Linked DNA regions of Homo sapiens: region 1 is linked to region 2. The links are chromatin loops, found by intact Hi-C in ENCODE. Cell type or tissue: GM12878. All regions are shown on one strand.

Region 1 (8,000 bases), 140 kb after region 2:
GTTTAAAAGTTCAGAATAGCTTTTGCATTCTTTTCCTGCATTACACAAGCCTTTCTGCCAAAGAATTTTGGCCTATATGGCAGATTAATAATGGCCACAAATTCTTTGATACTGCCATGAGAGTTGGGCTGTTCCCTCTCAAATTCTCTGACTTACAGAATACACTGGAAGTGACCCTGTGCTAATTTCTAGGCCCAGGCCTTAAGAGCCCAGCTATTTTTATTTCCTGTGTCGTGTAACAATTTCTCTTGGAACCTTGAGCTACCCAGTAAGAAGTCCAACTATCTTGCTAGAGAGAACTACATGGAGTAGGAGAGGGGCCCCACTGAGCCCAGCCTTCCAGTCATCCTGTCAAGGCACCAGGCATGTAGGTGAATCCATCTTGAACCATCTAGACCAGCTCAGTTATCAACATGTTGAGCAGAAGAATCATCCAGCTAAACCCTGCCCAAATGCCTGACTTACAAAACTGTGAGATATAATAAAAGGGTTTTTTTTTAGTCCACTACATTTTGCCATAATTTGTAACACAGATATAGGTAACTTGAACAGCATACATGAATGATGAACAGCAGGAGGCATTTACATGCATTTTACAGCAAATAATTACTTTGTGTTTCTCCCTTTTGTTTTTTGTTTACTTTCAATAAAATATAAATCCCCAGCTTTTGCCACTCTATGCGTAGTCATCTGAAAGTCATGATATTTCACTTTTTAAACTTCATCAAGACATTTCAAAGATTCTTGTTGACTCATAATTGCCAATTAAAAAGTTACTTTTAAAAAAAAAATGTAAAGGCTGTCACAGAACCAGGGTGAACTGGCAGGCAGATCTTAAAAGTATGCAATGAACTAGACAGCTGAATTAAGCAATTAATCTTCATAACCAAACCCAACTTAATTTGCCTTGTTCGATGATTTCCACCCTTAGTTTTAAAGCATACCAGGCATTGCTAATAGCTTCAAGCAATCACAAAATTATCCATAATATTGCAAAAGACCTTTTCTTGCAATCATTCACATTAGAATAAAAATGTAAGGCATGTCAAATAGCAAGAATTTGGGGGGAGGATAAATTGTAACTTCCATGCATATACAAACTTCTTTAGAATGTAGGCTGAGTATCGTGAGAATGGATAATACTTGTTTATATACTTTCTTCGTATTCCCATCTGGTATTCTCATGTATGTAATTCTATGGCAACATTTTATTTTCTCAGGTCAGGGCCAGGAAGTCTGTTGAATTCTATGAACATCTGGCTTATGATCTCATGAGATACACTAGTTAACTCATGGGAAAATTATTTTTTTAACATGAAGCAAAATAACAGTTTATGGTGACAATCCTTTCTTATAAAAATTTCTTTTTAATGTAGCCTGGCATGATGCAGGATTTCTCAAAGAGTTCTGCAGGATACCATTCCTCAGAATATTAAATATGTGTTAATTGGATTAAAAGATGCCTTTGCAAATAAGTTCAGAAAAATTTAGAAAGAAAAATGTTAAACATGTTTCCTTTCTGAAATTTTCTGGGAATCTTGAATGTGCTAAACTCTATGAATCTCTAAGGGACCCCACAATGTGCAGAATCAAACATTGTTGACTGTGGCATCATTTTTGGAAAGACATTTTGTGGGATGAGTGTAGACTAAAACACACTTTGGGAAATACTGGCAGAATAGAAAGAGTCTGGAACTGGGAGCCCAAAGGACTTGGTTATAATCCTGATCTGCCACTTACTGCCTGGGTAAGTTATTCTATTAATCTCAAGATCATCTTAGATAAAATGAGGATAATACATGCACGAACTATTACCCCACAGAATTTTTATGAGAAATAAATCAGAAATTGTGGGTAAGAGTGATTAATCAATGCCTAGCATTCAGCAGGCCCTAGTGACTGAATGCTGGAGGAATGATTATCTTTGTACAATAATGTCTTTAGTTTATTTAAGGTCCTGATGAGAGGCTCACATGCTTATGAAACAGGCGCCAATTTCTGATAAACTTTGCAACCTTTATACTGCTCAGATGAGTCTAGGCCTGGTTTTCCCTGAGGCTTCTCATCATCTTGTGGCAATGACCACCAGGTGTGCTGTATTACCTGCTGAATTGAAGATCAACTTGGTTTTGTTTTTAAACACATCTTACATTTGGGCAACCAATTCCAGGGATTTTAAAATCAGTTTCTCAAGAAAATATTACATGGAGGTAGAACCTATCTTGGAGCAGAGGGCTAGAATCGGAAACTCAGGACAGGGTTTACTTAATCTCTTTGACTTTTTGTTTCCTCACTCATAATTGAAAATAATAATTTCCCCATAGTAATATTATGAGCACTGAATCTGATATTATGTATAGGAAGTACATTGTATTGTGTATCATTAATAAACCATTTTTATGACTATCATCAAAAGAGATCTTTCATAGAATTATATAATATAGTATTAAAATTAAAGAATCTAATATAGATCACCTAGTCAAATGTCCTCCTTTTCTAGAATTAAAAAAAAAAAAATCAGAAGGATGAAGGAATTTAGCCAAAGTCGTATAGTTCTCAGTGGCAAGTCCAGATAGAATATAACGGCTTTTTCCAAATATTCAAAGAAGAAAACATTTGCGCTATATGACCCCAAGGGATCAAATCAGTAGTGAAAGCTAGAGGAAACTATATGAAAATACACATCTAACAATCTCAATCTTAGTGCTCTACTGTTGAAATAGGTTGCCTCGGGGTTGCCACTCACCACCCTTCCCCCACCACCACCACCTATTTAGGTATTAAAGCTGGCTCTAGGGAGATGAAGTAAGCCATATGTACAGGTATCAGTCTCTGGGTTTTGTGAATCGGAAATTAATCATATGCATCATGGTTTGGCCTTGTGGTTGACACATTGCCTGAGACAGTCCCAGACCTATGACAGAGCCAACTCTGGAACTGTATTTTATAGAAATGCAGGAGCCACAATCTCACTGGAAGAAAGGACTTAAAGCTATAATTTCTTAGCACTTTACATAAGATTGAGAAAATGTCAAGTATCCATATCAAAGAATAGAGTTTGAAGGAGATTACAGAGGGACTAAATTCCTTTAACCCACTTGGCATTGCTGTTGGTTATATATAGAAGCTGGGCTCAACTCTGCTGGATAGCTAACCACAATTTCAGAGCCTGTAATTTTCTGTTATCTGTACTGACGCCCTTTTTATTTATGTGGATAATTGAAAGTTGACTATAATTATGAAATCTGACAACCTCAAGACAAACTCATTGAACATCTTTCTTTTAGAAACAATGTGAATTGAGATGTTTTATTCACTAGGCAACCCAATAATATTTGCTCATGGTTAAGAATGTACTATCAATCACGATATCCCAAACAAAAAACACAAGAGAACAAGCCAACAACAACAAAGTTTTCCCTTAGAGACAATTGTAATGAGACAGGACAGGCATTGCCCCAAAAGAGAAGTGAGAGATAATTTGAGGAAGTAAAATAAAGTTTAGTAAAGGCTGGGATATTTCTGTGGAACCTACTAAAAGGGGAACTCCAAGATATGCCTCACATTTGCCCAGATCTAGATCTGAGTTTGCATATTTTGTGATTTCAGAGTATGTTCTGACTAAAACAGCAAACACACTTAATATAAGTGGTTAATGAAGCTACCAGCAAAGTGGGCACATCCTGTCACAGTGCACATAATAATAACAAAGCTAATATTGAGTGCTTACCATGAGCAGGTACTGTACTAAAACGTTTCACATGAGTTAACTTGTTTAATCCTTGTACTAATTATGATATTTGTACTATTCTTAACCCCATTTTCAGGAAACTGAAGTTTAGAGACCTTGACTACTTTCCACAGCTGATAACTGTTAACTTCAGGTTTGAATCAAGGTCTTCTGACTGCAGACCTGTATCTTCCTTATATCTTGTCCACCTACCCTTGGTAGATCTGAAATGGAGTCCAGTCTTGTTGTGTCAGTACTGCTGTCATTGTCCCCAGAGCAGCCCATTGTTTACTATGTAGGGTGACCAGCAATCTGTAGGCCAGCCTTTGGGGCATAATGTGCCTCTTTTGTGTTAATCCTTAGAAAAAACCTACTTAAAAATATGTTCTTTTTCCATTAGAGTCACGACAGGTCAAAGATCTACTGAGGAGGGGATGTGTCTTTACTTGATACTGTAGGCTTTAATCAGGAGAAGTGGCATAAACTTAAGCAAGAAAACCTTTGGGGCCAGGTGCGGTGGCTCATGCCTGTAATCCCAGTACTTTGGGAGGCCGAGGCGGGCGGATCTTGAGGTCAAGGGATAGAGACCATCCTGACCAACATGGTGAAACCCCGTCTCTACTAAAAATAAAAAAATTAGCTGGGTGTGGTGGCATGTACCTGTAGTCCCAGCTACTGGGGAGGCTGAGGCAGGAGAATCGCTTGAACCTGGGAGGCAGAGGTTGCAGTGAGCGGAGATTGGGCCACTGCCCTCTAGCCTGGTGACAGAGCGAGACTCCGTCTCAAAAAACAGAACAAAACGAAACAAAAAAACCTTTGTACCCTGATTTCACTTAATGTTACCTAACACTAAGTGTATTTCACAGGTGCTGCTGAGGAAACCATTCAAAGTCCTAGCCTATCTATGACAGGCCTTAATATCCTAAAGCTAAGAAAGGTAGGGTACAGAGTCAGCCATATACATGTATAAAGCAGGTAGACATTCAGGATGCTGAAAAGGGTACCTGCATCATATTTGTTTTCCCCTAGACTTGCCAACTAGTCTGAAATTTCCACCACTACTATCACTTATTTGGATAAAGCCCCCATATTAGAATATAAACATGTTCTTGAAAAGATGAATACGTTAAGCCATTAATATTCACTACAGACAGTGATGGTTAACACTATAGCTGTAATGTTAGAAAAGGACAGAGCTTTGAGGGAATGAGACCATGATAGGTAAATTTTGAAGAAAAAAAGAAAACTGGAAAGCTCATAACAGTGGTTTTCAAACACAGGCTTGCAGATTAGACAAAGGTATTCATTAATTTTTGGTGAAATAGGAGCAACAGGGAAAATGTAGTAAAATTTCTAATTAAAACTATACATTTAAAATTATAAAATTATAAATTCTGAGATAATGTCCTTCTTTTTGGATGGTATCTTGTCACTTCTGTTATAAGATGATTATGATAGTAGATGAAGGTTGAATTTTTTTAAAAGTCTGTGTTTGACAAAATAAAAAGCTAGCAATTTTTTGTTAATCATTAATGGATATACATGCATTCAATATTCTATTACACCTTCACAGTAACTGTGAGGAATTTTTTGTGATCATGCCTGTTTTATAGATGAGGAATCTCAGGCCTAGAGGATAAATAACTTATCCAAATTGATATAGCTATTAAGTGGCAAAACTGTGACTTGTCCTCCTTACTCACTCCTTTCATTTGGGACAAGGACACTGGGGCCTTTGAGGAAAAGATCAATACTAAAAACAGAAAGAGAAATGTTAGAAAAACCAAAGTACAGAAGATAAATTTCACCTACTTAATTTTAACAAACACTTTCTAGAACTTTGCTGGCAAAAATGTTGTCCCTTATACTTGGCATTTAGAAACTAACATCATAAAATCCTGAAAGTGTTAAGAGCAAAAAAAGTTTTAAAGTTCATTCTCCTTCTTTTCAATAAATGAGAAAACTTACAAGTAGCATCTGACTTAAAATTCTATATTGTTGCATATGACAAGCACTCAGAAATATTTACATAAAGCAAAAGGCATAACACAGCCATTATTGGTAATGTAGAGAAGAAAAAAGCAAAGGAAAATGTAGCCTGATCAGACCAGCTAAGTAACTGCATGAGACAAACTTCAGCCACTTCAGTCATCCATGACAAATGAAGAACAGTAAAACAGGAAAAACCCTTAAAATAGAATTAATTTCAACTCAGTGATATGCACATAGGAAGCATTCAACAAAAAGTCAATTACTGAAATAATAAATGAATGCCTAATTTTATATTGCTCATCATAACATGGGCAACATACATTCTTTCTTGTTCTAGAAATAAACATTTGAAGACCTGGGAAAATGCTTAACCAAGAAAAATCTATTACAAGGCTACACTTTGACTACATGTATTCATCATTAAATACAGGTATAAAATGAAAATGTCCAAATATGCTAATTTAGACATAATACATATAATGACTGAGATTTAAGAACTAGTATCATTTATTTGGCAGTTTTCCAAACTCTCAACATTTGGAAACATTTTCTATTACTGAGTCGTTTTGCCACCAGGGAACCCAACTAACTCCAGAATTATGCTTCCTTCAGGGAGATGGGAAGTTCTCATCAGCCACAACAACCTTGGCAGGTAGCTCTCTTGTGCTTACTCGGAACATATATTTGAGAATTAGAATAAAGACTAAAGGATATGCTCAGCATTTCCAAGTCCTTATGTACCCTGAATTGGCATCTACTATTGACTACGAGGACAATGGGTGAACAGTCAAATTACTTTTGGGGGGTTGAGAGGAGACAGAGACAGAATGGTATTCTGTGGTCTCAGCCATAAGCTTCAGGAAATCCATGGTAACTTTCATATCTCTAAAGCAAAGAGCTAAGGAAGCCCATCTAATGCTTCTGAAAGGCAGGTATTGAGGTGGCTGTGGGAACCTCTGAGAGCCCCTCATCTACCCTGTAGACCAAGAAACCACCTATCGCAGTGGAAGCTCATGTGCCCCATTGAGGAGTTTCCCACCATGGCTTGGATTTGCATGAGAAACATCATCAGACTGAATCTGATTCTTAAAAATGGATGAAGGGACAGAGAGGTAACTTTCAAGATGCTTCCACATTATTTAGGAATCCAAGATCATCAGATTCCCTCACTCCAGAGGGAAATTAAAGTTCAGAGGACAATGCCTGAGCCTACTGCTGACTTACAGAACCCATTTCACTCATAAATTTGAGCCCCCAAGGCCTAAAGGAGATGAGTGTGGTTCAAGCTTTCCCTTCATTTTCATTCTATACAGAACTGGCCATTTAACGACCGCTGGATCTTGGCAAGCAGCTACCTTATTTGGAGAAGTTCTAGCAGTTCTCAACCTCTAATTTCTGCTTCAGGCCTTACATTCTGGAAGGAGTAAGATGCCACTACAGTGGAGGATTCTTGAAGCTCTATACAGAAGTGGTGCACCATAGAGGGCCACAAACCTGAATACAGAACTCCCATTGCAGTGTGGCAGGGGCGGGGGGTTTACAGCCATTTCAGGAGACCCTAAAACAGATCAGGCAGATTTTGATGTGGGTTACAGGATTACCCTCTAGCCAGGAAGCTAGACTCATTTCTTCATTTGTCCAGCAATAATATATTAAGCTAAGCACCTATTTTTGTGAAACTAGAAAGGGTAGAATCCCGTAGTTTGAGGACCACTTCACAGAGGAATTAGGATTGCTGGAGATGACCAGCACTAAGTATGGGGCCAAGGGACTCTTCACTTAACCCCTGTCCCATACTTCACTCATGCCCTCAAATGGAAATGACCTATTTGACATTATCATTCATCAAATATTTTTTAGATCTACTGTGTAGAAGACATCAAGGCCAACGCTGTTGGACTGTTTATTAATCCATAAAAATGAGATCTATTTTAAATCAATAAACAACGATCTTAATTTTCTTTTGGCCTCAAGTACATAACACAGTGCCTAGCCCATAGTGGACATTTTAGAGATGTTCATTACATTGAAAAGAAAATAATTCCTATGATGAGAAGTATGTTACCTTGGGCTTTGTTTGGTTGGATGCAATTCATGGCTTGATATTTTCTCACCTGCAATGTTTTTGAACCAGTGAATAGTAATACTAAATAGCAATATAATAACAATTGATTTATTTTACTTTTAAGCCAGGAAAATTTGCTCACTCAGGTAGAGAAATTCAGTCATCCAGTCCACTGAGTATTCACTTACTTTAATGCCAAAATTTCAGCTCCTG
Region 2 (8,000 bases):
TAAGCCTCAACCTCACGTAGTATCTTTTCTGGACAACAGTCTATTTTTGGTTGGCCTTGGGAAAAGGAACTGATAAACATATTCTTTAAAAATGTGGTTCATTTCACTTTCCTAAGTTAGGCAGTGTAGCAGGGTATTAAGGAGCCAGGATATAGGGATTCAAATCCTGCTTTTGTCACTTATTCTCGATAAGATTTGAGGCAAGTTTCCTAACCTGTCTTTCTCATTTTACTTATCTGTTAAATGGGGGATACGTATAGTACCTATTGCAGAGAGCTTTTAAAAGGGTTAAAGTAGTTAATACACATTAAGCCTTTTGAATAGCAAGTGTTCGATAAATATTATTAAAACTAAAATTTGAAGTTTTTATAGAAATCAATATTATGTAAGTGATGCAATCTTATTTTATTAAACCAAAATTGAAATTTAACTGCAGTATATCAGGAAGAATCTAAATATTACTTACAGTGAAGAAGATGCTGGTCAGAACGTAATTACACTCAGGTATGAATGAATGATGGAATTGCAGGTATGTTTTACTAAATGGTATAGCTCATGAGTCTCACACCCAGGTGAATTCCCTAGTGCTATAGGATTTGATTCATTTATGGTCTCCCATTATTTATACTGTATTTGTTCTTCATTGATTTTATTCTTTGCAGTCGGATACTTCTGGAGACTATGAAATCACACTCTTAAAAATCTGTGGTGGAGATGACTGAACCAAGAAGATAATCTCCAAAGGTCCACGATGGGCTTTCCCAACAGCTCCACCTTACTTCTTCTCATACTATTTAAGAGAACAAGCAAATATAAACAGCAACTTGTGTTCCTAACAGGAATTTTCATTGTTCTATAACAACAACAACAAAAGCGATTATTATTTTAGAGCATCTCATTTATAATGTAGCAGCTCATAAATGAAATTGAAAATGGTATTAAAGATCTGCAACTACTATCCAACTTATATTTCTGCTTTCAAAGTTAAGAATCTTTATAGTTCTACTCCATTAAATATAAAGCAAGATAATAAAAATTGTTGCTTTTGTTAAAAGTAATTTCTTTGTTTGCTTTCAGAGCTTGCCAACATTGTTTGATGCCTGGTGCCAACAACTAATATTTTAAAACATGTTTCTGTATAGAAGCTGTTACTGCTTCAGTTTATCACCTTGTTAATCACACTTTTTTGAAAGAAAGGAATAAGATGAAGATGTATGTGACCCTGGCCTACCCTTTGTAGTTGTGATCAAGCTATAGGAGTGGTAATGCATGATAAGTTATTTCAGCTTTCAGAAAACATCTGCTGAAGGATTAATCTAACCACTTCCTGTCTGAATGGCAAGCATGAATTATGGTTGCTTCATGCTAAATACTACTTTCCCAGAATGGGCATTTAGAATCAAGCCTCTAAGGTTTCCTTTTCTCTTGAGTTGGCAAAACTATGCATTTAAAGAATCCATCATGCCATCTTTGAGTGGGACCTAATATGAAATACCTTGACTGATATGAAATAGATAAAGTGAAAAAAATTCCAGTTAGAGTTATTTTCCTGGACCAGAATAGAAATGATCGTACTGGCCATGTGCAGTGGCTCACGCCTGTAATCTCAGCACTTTGGGAGGTTAGCAGGCGGACTGCTTGAGCCCAGGAGTTTGAGACCAGCCTGGGCAACCTAGTGAGACCCTGTCTCTGCCAAAAATACAAAAATTAGCCTGGCATGGTGGCACATGCCTGTGGTCCAAGCTACTTGGGAGGCTGAGGTGGGAGGATTGCTTGAGTCAGGAAGCTCATTTGGCAAGTTAGTTCTGTAATCAATACTATAAATGTCAGTCATAACTAAGATGATGGCAGGAGATAATGAAAACAACTACTTAAATATTTGGGAGATAAAATTGAGTAAACATGGTATTCAAAGTTACCAAGTGTCAGTCAAGTATGCCTTCACGATTTTAGTGTAAGTGATTTAGTGAGTAAGTATATCACGAAGCAATAAATCAATGTTAATACTCATAGAGTGCTTACTATGTATTAGGTACTATGTTAAACAGTGTAGTATATTTTAATTTGTTAATCCTCAAGGCATCTTACAATGTAGATACCAACACAGATATAGAAATGGAAATGGAAGCTTAGAGAAATTAAGTAACTTGTCACTGTAAGAGCCAGGTAGTCCAACTCCAGTGTCCAGGCTCTTAACCACTGTTTTGCCTTAGAATTTATCCCATCCCAGGGCCACTGTAGTTTTCAATGCCTAGTGCTTAGATTAGAACAGTGCTCAGCACATAAAAGGCATTTAATACAGTGAATCTTTATTTTAGATCTCATTCATCCTCAGAGTTGTTATACCACTTATGTATTAAGTACTTTCTGAAACAAAGCATGGTTACATGTGTCAATATTTCCCCTGTTTTGCAAGTGAGGAAAATGAGACTCAGGTTAGGTATCCAGCCCAGGGTTACACAGTGGCAAAGCCAAGGCTTAAGATCCGGGTCATCTGGACTTTAAAACTTATCTGTGGCTGGGCAAAGTGGCTCACACCTCTAATCCCAGCATGTTGGGAGGCTGAGACAGAAGGATCACTTGAGCCCAGGGGTTTGAGACCAGTCCAGGAAACATCAGGAGACTCTGTCTCTACGAAAAATTTAAAAATTAGCTGGGTGTGGTAGTGTGCACCTATAGTCTCAGCTACTCAAGAGACTGAAGTGGGATGATCAGTTGAGCCCAGGAGTTTGAGGCTGCAGTAAGCTATGATCACACCACCGTACTGCAGCCTGGGTGACAGAGCAAGACCCCGTCTCAAAAACAAAACAAAACAAAAAAACCTTACCTGTGCATGAGTGAGTTTGAAGAAGGTGAGAACTTGAACACAGTAGTGATCACACAAGAGAATTCTGCAGAAAAAAAAAAAGCCCCAATGAGGTAACCCTCTAACCCTTCTACTCACATCTGTTTTGCCTTGTATGCATTGGACTTCAGGCAATTACCTTTCTAAGCCACATATTCCTCGTCTTTAAAATGGGACAACAATAGTACCTACCTCATAAGATTGTTTTGAAAAATAAATGAAAAAAAACACTTAAAAGGTATTCCACATAGTGCATAGCACATGGTAAGCCCTTAATAAATGTTAGCCTGTATCATATAATTATTATAGAGTAGTATTCAATGGCCACATTTTTTATTGCCTCCAATTTCCACAAGGTGGCATGTCAAGTTCAAAGTGAACCCCACGGCCTTGCATCCCAATGGCAAAACCTACTTAACTTGCTTCAGAATAACATGGCCAAATCTAAACTGTTGGAAACTTCTTCTATAGAAGGTTTGTCATGGTTCAGAAATCTTATTGTCACTGTAAACTCCTTCTTAAGGAAACATGTGGAACATTTAATTTAATCATCTGGCTTCTCTGGATTCCCAGGACCATCTTCATTTACATGAATGTGCATTAGCTCTGACATGGATCACCTGCAGAATTGAGTGCATTCATGTCATCTCATTAAGCCCTAAGTTTAGTCCCTGAAGATTGAAAGAAGAGAAAAATAGCCAGCTGCAGAGAGTCCTGGGCTCTGTGGTTGGTGAGCTGCAGAAGCAGAAGGTTTGTACACTTCACGCTACAGTAACAGAATGTTTGGTCTATAAATCAGGAGCTGCAAAAATGGCAAATGAGGATGTTGAATAGGAGATTCTCTAGCCTATTTGTAAGAATGTATTGAGGAAATTTTTAAAATAGTGTACAGTAGTTCAGACATTTCTTCCATGTACCTTCCCCTATTTCCATTTCCCCAATTTCATGCCATATGGATAACCCACAGTTTTACTTTGTCTTTAAAACAATAATTTTGGGGTCATATCAAACTGGGTTCAAATCCTGGCTTCACCACTTATGGCAGCAGCGTAGATAACAGTGCTCGACAAATACTTAACCTCCATACAACTCAATTCTTTAGCTGACAATAACAGCACCTACCTTAAATATGTGCAAGGATGAAATGAAATAAAGCATGTGAAAAATTTAACTCAATAAAAATTAGTTACCAATAACTGCATTGGCATGGTGAGTTGCCAGTGAAGAGCAGATAGTAAGTGTTCAACAAGCATTTGTAGAATAAATAAGCGATACTTGTTTTAGTACTACTCAGCGACAGTAACTCTGAGGCCTTGGAAGCTTCAGAGAACTGTCAGCTGAAATCAGTGTTATTAATATGTTGTCAGTGTGTCCTCCAACGATAAGAGCCAACTGTGTTCACCTCAGTGATGAGGTTACAGGATCTGAAGAAAGTTTCCTAGTCTTATTTCCTGCCCATCAGTTGACAGTAGTATGACATGTGAGGGAGTGAGTCGCTTACTCTTTCTGTACCTTAGTTTCCTCACCTGTAAAGCCAGGATGGCCATGCAAGTATCATTCAGAGTAGGCGTGAGGTTTCAATAAGCCAGATTAGGTGATGCACTTACCACAGTGCCTGCACCCGTTAAGTGCTCAATAAACATTAGCCATTATTCTCTGGCTCAGTTTGGAAGACTTACAATTGCTTATACAGTGCTCTAATCACTTGGGGGATTTTGAGATGTTGTAAAGCTACCTCTTCTAGTTTGCAATTAGGAAAGAAGATAAAGCAAACTTCTTGGCAATTTCCTGCCTGTGAAACCTTGTGTTTTATGAGCCACGGAAAGTACCCCAAATTTTTTTTCAACCCCACCCCCAGCAAACTGACAAACTCAGATCTTTCCCACCCACTCTGTATGTCTCCCGTGGGACTGTGAGAGTCAAGCAAGTACAGGTTGCTGTGTGCTGAAGCCTTTTTACTGGTGCTATATTTCTTTCAGTTTCATCAAACTCAGCTTTGTGCCAGTTTTACCCACCAGGGCCAGCCCTCCTCTGAAACCAAAGTTTGCCTATTTCTGTAGAGTTTACAAAGTCAACAGTGAGAGAGAGGAGAATTTCAAATGAGGAGGAGGGTTACAGAGTAGGAGGTAACATTGAATGGCTGCTGCAGTAAACTGTTAAAAGAAATCCCAAACCCAGAATACCAGAGCAGCCCATTCAGCTGAAAGGTTTTATGACACAACCATGCATAAGAAAAAACTAGCTATCAAAATGTACATGTGACCTCTTTGGGCATAAACTTTGTGGAACTGGATGTGGCAATAAATAGTGGTCCAGGCCAGGCGTGGTGGCTCACCCCTGTAATCCCAACACTCTGGAAAACCGAGGAAGGCAGATCACCTGAGGTCAGGAGTTTGAGACCAGCCTGGCCAACATGGTGAAACCCTGTCTCTACTAAAAGTACAAAAAAATTAGCTGGGCGTGGTGGCAGATGCCTGTAATCCCAGCTACTCAGGAGGCTGAGGCAGGAGAATTCGCTTGAACATGGGAGAAAGAGGTTGCAGTGAGCCGAGATGGTGCCATTGCATTCCAGCCTGGGTGACAAGAGTGAAACTCTATCTCAAAAAAAAACATAGTGGTCCAAGGTGACCTGGCAGAGCATCAGACTTGCTGTGAAGCGACAGATGTGATTTGCCAATTGCTACAATATCAACCACCAGATAAAAGGAAGTTTTGAAAAAGAACATTGGGATAAAATCAGCTCCTACGAAAAAGAGCATGCCACAGTGGGGTAGAAAGTAGAGAAGAACAAAGGTCACAAGGGTAGGGAGTTGGTGAGAATTAGCCCAAATTCACCCCTCCTTTTAGAGAACTGCAGCAATCCACAGCGTAACTGGCTTGCATTGGTGCCCCTGGCCACAGACCTCAGAAGAGTTTAGAGATTTCCAAAGTTGCATTTAAATTTTTTGTTTTGTTTTGTGTCAGAGAGCCAAGTCCACAAAGAAAGTTCCAGATCATGTCTGCAAATTCTATTTAAACCGGTGTTAAATAGAATTTGACATCTGATAACTTCATGAAAAATATTTTTCTTGGTTTTTATCAGTCAAACCAAACTCCTTCCAACCTTTATTCTTCCAACATTTATTACATGGTAACTGTAGTCCAGAAACTACGCCAGGTGTTGGAGTTATAAAAGTGAAGAAAGCTACACATTTCCTGACTTCAAGGAGTTGACGATCTGGGGAATAAGCAAAGGAGAGGAAAGACAGATACTTGGCTAATTGGCAAGGACAGCATAGTGGTGATAGCGGTGGGTGGGTTTGGGGATTAAGCAAATGTGGCTTCCACACAAAATTCTCACACTCTTTGCAACTTGCAGAGTTAAAGGATAAGATATTTGAAGCAACTGCCAATTACTAGGTGTTCAGTTAAAGACTGTTAAAGTTGTATTGCACAGTGGTTAAAAGTCTGGAGTCAGCCTAGCTGGACAAATTCTAGCTCTAACAGCTCTAAAGTCTCTAGCTGTGTGATCGTGGGAAAATTACTTAAGCCCTTTATGTCTCAGATTCCTTCATCTGTGAAATTTGAGTGATAGTAGTAATTAGACCAACCACCTAGGATTACAAAGATTAAATGGATCGATGCATGTAAGTACTTAGAATGACCCAGTACATTGTAAGCATATGTAAATGCTAGCTACTTAAAATTAACTATAGTAAAATATGATATGTACTGTAACAATGCTAGTAAAAATGCTGCGGACTACTAAGTATCAGAAATACTGATAGATATAGAAATAGATACAGATACACACAAAAGATGTTTATGATATTTTGCTAAATGGAAGAAAAGTTGCTTGACGAAACAGAAAAAGAAAACCAGTGTGAGACAACATAGCAAATGTAAGGAGGCATGTCTGCTCATTTCTGCATGCCAGCATAATTTCACGAAGCCTAACTCTGTGACGACGTGCAGCTCTCCGGAAATATGCTTTGAAGGCAAAGCAGGATAGAGCACATGGCCCCATCATGTCTCTTGCCTGAGTCACTAAGTTCCTTAAAAGATAAATGACTCTATTCCCTGCCTTTTCTTACACGTAAGGTAATATCTGATGGGGTTAGTGATGATGCCTCTGTAATCTATAACCAGCTGTACTCTTACACCCAAACTTCGATGTGATTCTGCTTTAATGTAACTTCTGCACACATTTGATGTGATTTTACAAGTACTAAACCTTCACAACTCATATATAAACTGTGAGCTAAAACACCATTTCAGAGCAGTCTGACAGAACCTCTTTGAAGGACTGTTCCCAGGCTCTAGGCCTCAGTCTATAGTCCTCAGTAAGACTTCTAAATACAACCACCTTTCATTCTTTACAAGCTTGATTTTTTTTTCTTTAGTTGACACCAGAAGGGCTGGGAAAATGTACATGACCATGGTAACTGTTTATCTCTGGGTAGTAGCATTACAGCTGATGCATTTTTCTTTTTTTGTCAAAGTTGTGTTTTCTAAGTAAATTTAAATTTATTGACTTAATAATTTAAGAATATCTTTACATGACATATAAGAAAATTTGGTTATTAAAAGGCACCTAGAACTCAAATGAAGGATTAATTAAGTATGCAGGGCAGGATTCACCAGGAATGTCACCTCTGAGCTAGGTATTAAAGGAATTGATTGGTAGGGCTTTGAAGATATAAAGATTAGTAGAGATAAGAACAAGATCCCCGTATTTGATAATATTGGAAAATAATGTATCAAATAGTACATGAGTTAAGTGAGCTGTTAATCCTTTTCTGTTTCTTTCTTTTTTTAAAAAATAGCAACAAGGTCTCACTGTGTTGCCCAGGCTGGTCTCGAACTCCTCGGCCTCCCCAAGTGCTAAGATTACAAGTGTGAGCCACCACACCCAGCCGAGTGGGCTACTAATCCTCAGTGAAGAGGCCATCACTGGGCACTGAATATCAGAGTCCATCCTTATTTTTTGTGTGTGTTCCTCTTGTTTCTGAAGTATCTAATGGAAAGTCTGGCTTCTCTGTTTCTCTCTTTCTCTGATTTCAGAAATCTTATTACGGTATCCTATCTATTGAAGATAACTAGAGATCAGTTTAAGTCTTCTCCATGCTGGAGCTTACAGAATAGATGCTAATTCTATTGCCTGCTTTCCCAGATA

What was found. Peaks named below come from ENCODE experiments on the same cell type or tissue, not always from the same donor. Only the 100,000 strongest peaks of a DNase experiment are listed, where the experiment ranks them.
Region 1: it touches region 2 in a loop (6-fold over the local background); 3 of 110 quality-filtered maps call a loop at or near these places.

The regions. Positions count from the first base shown.
Region 1 is chr4:78,746,643-78,754,642 of GRCh38, forward strand. No RefSeq gene overlaps it. Among named protein-coding and RNA genes, the nearest start is that of BMP2K-DT, 25 kb to the right of the region's middle. RefSeq lists enhancers at 3,449-3,628, 3,929-3,978. In GM12878, no CTCF peak of the experiment used is centred here; DNase peaks (open chromatin) are centred at 2,839, 3,649 and 6,664; H3K27ac peaks cover 2,148 bases.
Region 2 is chr4:78,609,394-78,617,393 of GRCh38, forward strand. It overlaps ANXA3 (annexin A3), which reads left to right. Exons shown (of 13, transcript NM_005139.3): 13 at 663-1,054. The coding sequence ends at 722. LOC124900721 (a long non-coding RNA gene) reads left to right here and starts at 5,400. Exons shown (of 2, transcript XR_007058152.1): 1 at 5,400-8,000. In GM12878, a CTCF peak has its summit at 3,209 (motif pointing right); DNase peaks (open chromatin) are centred at 3,248 and 4,718; H3K4me3 peaks cover 328 bases; H3K27ac peaks cover 1,157 bases.